Regions from separate parts of the Homo sapiens genome. Here region 2 is linked to region 1. The links are chromatin contacts, found by Hi-C in ENCODE. All regions are on one chromosome and are shown on one strand. Each heading gives the region's core, a stretch centred on a gene start or an enhancer-like site at or near the end of the contact. The rest is flanking DNA. Distances are from core to core; before and after follow the strand shown. Region 1 has its middle 54 kb from the start of NR1D2. Region 2 overlaps RARB (retinoic acid receptor beta).

The links. Hi-C counts contacts between places; a loop is a spot of excess contacts on that map. Pooled maps may share reads with other maps.
Region 2: a loop to region 1 is called in a map of B cell, with 33 times the contacts of the local background. The contact joins two enhancer-like sites. A Hi-C loop is called at or near these places in 10 of 168 maps with a recorded cell type or tissue (B cell, CD4-positive, alpha-beta T cell, CD4-positive, alpha-beta memory T cell and 6 more), 1 of 37 single-sample maps with no recorded cell type and 16 of 50 pooled maps.

Annotation. Positions count from the first base shown.
Region 1 is chr3:23,997,162-24,001,047 of GRCh38, reverse strand. No RefSeq gene overlaps it. Among named protein-coding and RNA genes, the nearest start is that of NR1D2, 54 kb to the right of the region's middle. Within about 2 kb of position 1,932, at least 3 of the 41 ENCODE cell types and tissues checked have a DNase peak (open chromatin) inside an H3K27ac peak, as active enhancers do.
Region 2 is chr3:25,591,428-25,595,635 of GRCh38, reverse strand. RARB (retinoic acid receptor beta) reads right to left here. Exons shown (of 8, transcript NM_000965.5): 6 at 1,929-2,133; 7 at 958-1,116. Among named protein-coding and RNA genes, the nearest start is that of TOP2B, 71 kb to the left of the region's middle. Within about 2 kb of position 1,600, at least 3 of the 41 ENCODE cell types and tissues checked have a DNase peak (open chromatin) inside an H3K27ac peak, as active enhancers do.

The DNA.
Region 1 (3,886 bases), core at 683-3,182:
TCTGTCCTAATCATAGTTTTCTCATTTATTTCTAAGATGAACTTGAATTAAATACTTGCATTTCTAAAGAAAGGAAAGGGAGCTGAGCTTTAACGAGCACTCACTATGCACCAGCAACTATACCCAAGCACCCTCAAATTCATTACTTAATCCTTAGACCAGTTCTGAAAGACAGGTACATATCTCTTTAGAAATGGAAACTGGACAACAAATTAAGGAACTTGCTTGTGTCAGTCAAGTAAAGTCAATTTGAACTGAAATCTGTGAAATTCAATGAATCAAACTGTGGTGAACATTTTGAAGTCCTCTTGTGTAGTGCCACCTTTGCAGTCAACATACTTGGGTTTAATTTTCAGCTTAGCCATTAGCTAGCTGTTTGCCTTTCAAAAGTTCCCAACCTCTTCAAGACTCAGTTTCTACATCTGTTGAGTGGGAGAACAAATCATACTTTGTACAGTCATGGGGAAGATTAAGTGAGAAGATTAAGAATGTAAAGAGCCATAGAAGCAAGTATATACCAGGTGTTCAACAAATATCTGCCCACTTGGTCCTCCTCTTCCTCCTCCTCCATTCATTAAATATCTGATTCTGACCATATATAACTGCAGGAGGATGAAAACCAAAGCCATAACCATAACCAAATCAAATAGAAAACTTTTTCTGCAAAAGTATGTCAGTGGTTCTCAAAATCAGATCCCTGGACCAAGAGCATTAGCATCACCCAGAATTTGTTAAAAATGTACATTTTATTACCTCACCCCAGACCCACTAAACCAGAAATTCTGAGAGTGGGACCCAGCAATCTATGTTTTAAGAAAGTTTGGCACCATTGATACACACCAATGTTTCCGAACCACTTGTATGATAGTTCTTTCATTGCATCAATTTAATTCATATATTACATAGACTGTGGCTAGGTCTAAACAATCAATCTAACAATTGCTCATTCTCTTTTGTTTTATAGAGTGCCTTCAGATTAACTTATTCTGATTAAATCTCTCTCCAGGAAAGAGTAAACCAAGTAAAATGGTGTTACATTAAAAACGTTACAGAAAAAAGACTAGCTAAGCTATTTATGTGATACAGAAAGATAAATGTAGAGAAGTTCTTCTTGAGAAAACTATTTTAATGGCCAAGTAGAGAGAGTGAAGCCTAAATTGGAAGCATTATCCCTAATCCCAATAGCAGGTTAGCACAAGTGACCCTTCAAAAATCCAACCATTTTCACAATAAATACTTTTTTCTTTTAATTTAGCTGTTTCTATTCCAATCCCTTTAACTAAAGTTTAATTACTAATTCAGCTGTCCTGTATTCCTGACCTGAAATTTTTGGAAACTATAAGGCAATTTTGATTTAGAAACCAGGCACTTGTCATTAGGTGCAAACGTTTACGTGCTGAAGACCTCAAACTATTGAAAGTTACAAAACAAGAACTGGGTGTGGGTTGGGCAGCTGAAACCAATTATGCAGATTTGGCATCTAAAGAAAATGGTACATCTGAATACTTAGAATGAGTCCCAATTATATTCCAGTTGTTTTCATTTTTTCCAATTGCTGCAACACTCCTCCACATCCCTCTCCCAGGGCGGTACTCCTCCATCCTTGCTTGCAGATGATTTCAATTGTTTTCCATTTTTTTAATCTTCTCTTTTATCTCAGATGCTTTTCCTTCCTTCCTCATTTCATCATTTTTTTAACAAGACAGTCATGCATCTGATGATTCTACAGATGCAGGGATTTTTCTTCCTGTCCTTGAAGTGACAGCTTGTCTTTCCCCTCAAGTGTCTTTGTCGCAATGCCTGATAAACTGTTTATTTTTCCTAACGGCTTTCCTTTTTAGCCTGAAAAACAAACATTAACCAAAAACCTCCTTGTTTCACTAAATTGTCACTTTCAATGCAATCCCTGGTGCTGGAGCGCCGCCTGCTGAGTAAATGAGAATTAGCAGGTCATAGTGCCTTTGGTTTAGCAGCAGAAAAAATAATGGGCCATTTTATCATCAACAGATTCTTCAGAAATGACTGACTGGTGTAACATTCTGGATATTGTTCCTTCCCCAACAATGCTGCTGAAGTCATTGTACATTATTTATAAGAACCCAAAGTATTTTTAAAACTGCTTATTTTAGGCTGGGCGCGGTGGCTCACGCCTATAATCCCAGCACTTTGGGAGGCCGAGGCGGGCGGATCATGAGGTCAGGAGATCGAGACCATCCTGGCTAACACGGTGAAACCCCGTCTCTACTAAAAATACAAAAATATTAGCCGGGCGTGGTGGCGGGCGCCTGTAGTCCCAGCTACTCGGGAGGCTGAGGCAGGAGAATGGCGTGAACCCGGGAGGCAGATTTTGCAGTGAGTGGAGATCAGGCCACTGCACTCCAGCCTGGGTGACAGAGCGAGACTCCATCTCAAAAAAAAAAAAAAAAACCTGCATACTTTAGCACCATCTACTAAAAACTCAGCAAAATGTCCTCCATAGAATAGGTGCTCAATAAAAACTTGTAGATAGCAGTTTATTAATATCATGTGAAAACATTTATCAAACTGTATTTCAGTTGTCTACTTCTCTTTCTCCCTAAAAAACCGTAGGGCTCCTTGAGGGGGAAAAAAACATACACGTTTTTTTAAAAAACCTATATATTGGCCGAGTGTGGTGGCTGACACCTGTAATCTCAGTACTTTGGGAGGCCAAGGCGGGCAGATCACTTGAGGTCAGGAGTTTGAAACCAGCCTGGCCAATATGGTGAAATCCCATCTCTACTAAAAATACAAAAATTAGCCGGGCGTTCTTGCAGGCGCCTGTAATCCCAGCTACTCAGGAGGCTGAAGCAGGAGAATCGCTTGAACCTGGGAGGCAGAGGTTGCAGTGAGCCAAGATTGCACCATAGAACCCCAGCCTGGGCTACAGAGAGAGACTCAGTCTTTAAAACAAAACAAAACAACAACAACAAAAAAGATATATTTCACTGTAGGTATTCAAAATACATTTGAAGAATACTGATTAAATAATTCTAAATATTTAATAGTCATCATCTCTAGCGCCCATTATGTGCTAAGAACTGTTCTAGCTATTCAACAAACATTTTCTCTAATCCTTAAAACCTGCCCGACAATTTTTGGAAAAAGCTCATCAGCTGTAACTTGACGTCCCAGCTGAACGCAAAACCCTCATTTCCAGGGCTTCTCTGTTACTCTGACACATTCTTTGCACCTGGTTTTTCAGAAGCTTACATTTTATTTTTTTTTTGTTTTTGTTTTTTGTTTTTGTTTGTTTGGTTGGTTTTTTTGTTTGTTTGTTTTTTTGAGACACAGTCTCACTCTGTTGCACAGGCTGGAGTGCAGTGACGCGATCTCGGCTCATTGCAAGCTCCACATCCTGGGTTCACAACATTCTCCTTCCTCAGCCTCCCAAGTAGCTGGGACTACAGGTGCCCGCCACCATGCTTGGGTAATTTTCTTGTATTTTTAGTAGAGAAGGGTTTCACCATGTTGTCCAGGCTGGTCTCGAACTCCTAACCTCAGGTTATCTGCCCACCTCGGCCTCCTAAAGTTCTGGGATTACAGGCCTGAGCCAGCGCATCCAGCCCGGAAACTTACATTTTCAACAGTAGCTTGAGACATTTTCCTGTCAGTGGTCCTTACACAAGGTGAGAAATCATGCACTGACAAAAATTACAAACCCAGGTGTAGTAGATGAAAGAAATGGCCGCCAATTCTTTCCCTCCTTGTACCTACACCCTAGTAATGTGACACTGTAACTCCTTCCATCAAGGAGTAAAGTGTTTTTCTCCCCTTCTTGAATCTGGACTGGCCTTGAGATTTTCTTGGGCCTATACCTCAAAAAACCTTGCATGCGTCTGTTCTCATGCATGGAACCCTGAGCTGC
Region 2 (4,208 bases), core at 351-2,850, 1.6 Mb before region 1:
TTATTTCTGTAATTGCAGTAAATTCTATTAGATATCACTAGTCTAGTCATCTATACAGAATGATAGTATTATGTTAAACAGCCTCATTTTTAAAAATCAAAGATACCGTATTCACAACCACACTGGTATCTGCTGTTTACTTCTACTCTTAATTCCATGCAAGGATGAATTCAGAATGCTCATCTAGGAGACCTCTTAGAAGGAGCTCGAGTTAAGACTGCTTGTCAAACAAGTTCCCTGTGCTTTTAAGCACTTTCTGAAATACAGAGTTTATTCCTTGGCTAGCAAACATCTTCAGAGACAGAGTAAGTAGTCTGATGGGGAAAGGAGAATGACAATAGCCCATTTGGTACCAGGGATAGCTGCTGAGTTGTCTCTCTACATAGAAAAACCTTACTGTTAAACACTCAACTGTGATATGGATCTAGGCACCTCTATTAATTGCTTGAGTTGCTACATAAACAGAAAATCACTAGGCAAAGAATATACCTCTTAGGCAAGAATTCCTTTGCTTAGAAGTGTGCAGAAGAAAATCTGCCTATATACAAAAGAGCAATGGCTAAAGTGATTGAGAGAAACTTAACAAAGGTTTAGATATTCAAGAAAAACTGGAGTCAAGGTAACATAAACCAGAGATGTGTAGAAAGCTGGAATTAAATGTATGAACCTAGAGAATTAGCCTGTTTTAGTACATTCTCTTGAAAACAATGTTTTTCTAATCAGTCATGAATTTTAAAGCTCTCAATCGTTAAGATAATTGAATAGGGTAAGATTTGAGGTGTTTTTTTTTTTTTTTTAGAGGGGGGAGGGATAGTATTTCCTTTTGATTTCAATGAGAAATGAGTTCCAAGACTTTAAAAGCAGCCATTAAACATCCTGAATTGAATAAAGCAACACAACCTGGTAAGGCCCTCAAGTCCACTGTGTGACTACAGTACTGAGAGCACGAAGACATACCTTTAGCACTGATGCTACGGAGATCTGTGATTTTCATTAAGATCTTTGGAAACATGTGAGGCTTGCTGGGTCGTCTTTTTCTGATATAAATTTTTAGTGCTTCCAGCAATGGTTCTTGTAGCTTATCTACTTTTGTCGGTTCCTCAAGGTCCTGGCGGTCTGGATACCAGGAATAAAGTATTAAACAAAATCAGGATTTATGCCCTTTTCCCCTCTTCCTTGTTTCCTTATTCCTACTGTTATGAGTTCATTAATTTGGTAATTCAATTACATACACAAATTTGCAGACTTATGCAGTTGCTTTAAGCAGTGATACTTGAAAAACAAAAAAAAACTGCCCCCCCTTGGTAGTATAAACATTTTGATGCCTGGTTGCTTTTGTCCCAGGGAAAGAATTACCTCCTTTGACCAGAAGGTGTCACTACCAAACTGAATTAAAACAAATCTTGAGCAGGATGGTTATTTTAGCATAAAATAAATCTGCTCCTTAATTAAAACCATTACTTTTTAACCACTTACGATTCAGCCTCCTATAGGCCAGTAGGGGTCACTACAAAGAAGAAAGCTAAATTTTATCCCAGTCCTGCAAGGGTTGGTGGGAGGGCCCAGCCAAATACTTGTATGCCTACCCACTAGATAACAAACAGCACATACAAGTCCCTTGTCATCATTCAAATGTCCCCAGACAATTCATTTTATAATAGTGTGATCCTGCCTTTAAGAAAAAAAATCTGTGGCAATTGGAGTAATAGCTTTTTGGGATTTCTTTCTGAGCAGAAGGATCCCAAATACCATTAGTTAATTTGTAACAACATGGAAAAATACAATGAAACCAGGCATGTATGCCTGGCTTTATTCACATGTTTTCCCATGTAAAACAACTCCAAAAGGGAAATGAGGAATTTTTCACAAATTACAAGTATAAACTGTTCTTCATGGAATTTCATGAGGCTTTTCTACATAGTTGGTACCTCCACAGATTAAGCAGATGGCACTGAGAAGGCCTGTTTCTGTGTCATCCATTTCCAAAGGCAGGAGCTGGTTGGCAAAGGTGAACACAAGGTCAGTCAGAGGACCAAATCCAGCATTGTGCATCTGAGTTCGATTTAGGGTAAGGCCGTCTGAGAAAGTCATGGTGTCTTGTTCTGGGGTATACCTGGTGCAAATTCTAAGAATCTGGAAGGAAAAAAAAATTGATGGATGTTCTAAGCCATCCTGTCCTGAAATCATCAATCAGATGTAAGCAGGAAATAACATGAAGATTTCCAAGGAGCTCTTGGGGCAGTCTGTCCCCCTTTCACATGTTGAATGTCTTCTTTAGCTCTTTCATTAAGAGACTACAGAAGTCAAAACCCAGGGGCTAAAGTTTTTTAGGAAACACTAAACAGGACATAAGAAATTTTGAGAAATATCTTTTTAAAAGTAATTCATTACTTGACTCAAATAAACATTTACTGAGTGCCTAATTATGTCCCAGGCACTGTGCCAGGTGCTGGAGATAAAAAAAAAAAAAGATGAATAAGATTCTATTTTTTAAGAGCTTACAGTCTGCAATAAATGACAATTTATTAAATGCATAGTATATATCAAGTTTTGTACATACCCTACATTCAATCTTTCAAACAGCTTGGTAAAGTGAATATTATTCTTATTTTACAAATGAAGGACTTAAGGCTCAGAAAGGTTAGGTGATGTGCCCAATGTCACATAGTTAACATGTAACTGAATCTGACTCAAACCCAAGTTAGGCTCTCTCTCCCATGATGCCTCTGATCACACGGTTACACAGGCAGCTGTAATACAAGGGACATGAGTGAAACCAGCAAGGTACTAGGGAGTTCAGAAAAAGGAAAGCTCAGAAATAGCCAGGAGGAAATCAAGGGCAGATCCATAAAGAGGTAGCATTTCAACCGAACCCTAAAGTGTAGGCAGGATTTCTACAGGCAAAAAGCCTGAGTCACTCTGCCAGAGTCTCCCAGTCCCACCCAGTGTATGCTTGACACATAACCCTGTTGGCCCCCTGGGGCGCTAGCTACTAAGGAGACTCTTGCTCACTGCCCTGTGCCTCTAGGCCTCACTCAGAGCAAAACAAACTAAAAATGCCTTGCTTCTGTAGATACTCAATCCTGGTTCATGTTTCCACTGCCCTATTAAGCCTAAATGCTGGTAAGGAGCTCCGTGCATTGCAGAGCACTTCCCCACCCAGAACCACATTTCTGCACCGACAATAAAGGGTCTCTGCTGACCAGGTTTCCATACTTGACTTTTCTCTCTGAAAAAGTTTCAGAGCTGCTTGAAGCACAGAGAGAAGTAAATCCCACCTGGACAAAAGTGAATAACTCAGGAGGTTGAAGAAGTTGAAAGTTTTTCCCAGATAATGGCATTCAATTTGACTGGGTATAGTCCTGTGAATGTCCACCTCAGTGTCAACCTACAGGAGGGCAGATGTGATCAGAAAGGCCTGCATTATTCCTGTTACACAGCCATGTGCAGAGAGGAGTGGCCTCTGAGGAAGACACAGGACCTCTACCTAGGAGGAGTAGTAAAGCCCTCTCCATCCTGCCCATATTCCCATCAGGTCTCCTAAAAGAAAAACTTCTGTCAAATCTCTCATCTTGTCAGGGAAACACTGGGGGTTTGGGACCAGGACACTTCCCATGGGGAAGACAGTCCTATCTGACTGGTGGTGGATCCACAAGAGCCTCAAACCCACTGGACCACATGAACCATGATGGGACAGTTGTACTGCAATGGTCACATGCTTTTGGGTTCTCTAAATCTCCAAGAAGGCAGTGACCTAGGAGCCAGCCTTCTCCCTACACAAAGGACTCCAGCGTGGATAAGGAGGAAGGCACCAGGACATCCTATAGAGTGAGGGTGCAGCAGCGCCTCTGTTGTATATATTTTTAAAAGTCTGACTTCAGTGTCTTATTGGTTAAAACTCCGAGAGGAAAACTGAATGAGTAAGCCCTCTTCATCCCTAACATACAGTAATAGCTAATGTTTTATTGATCACCTACCAGGTACCATACTAAACACTAGTATATTATTTCTCCTATCAACCCATGAATTGTTACTATTAGCTGGGGAAACAAATCTGAATAGCTTATGCTAGGTCACATAAGCTAGTAGAATGATTTGATTTCAGCTTTTTCTAGAACCCATGGTTTTAACCATTGCTCCACAGCTGCCTCATTTTCTCTCCACGCCAATAGTCAAACCTAGACACCTCTCTAAGGTTAGATAATCTT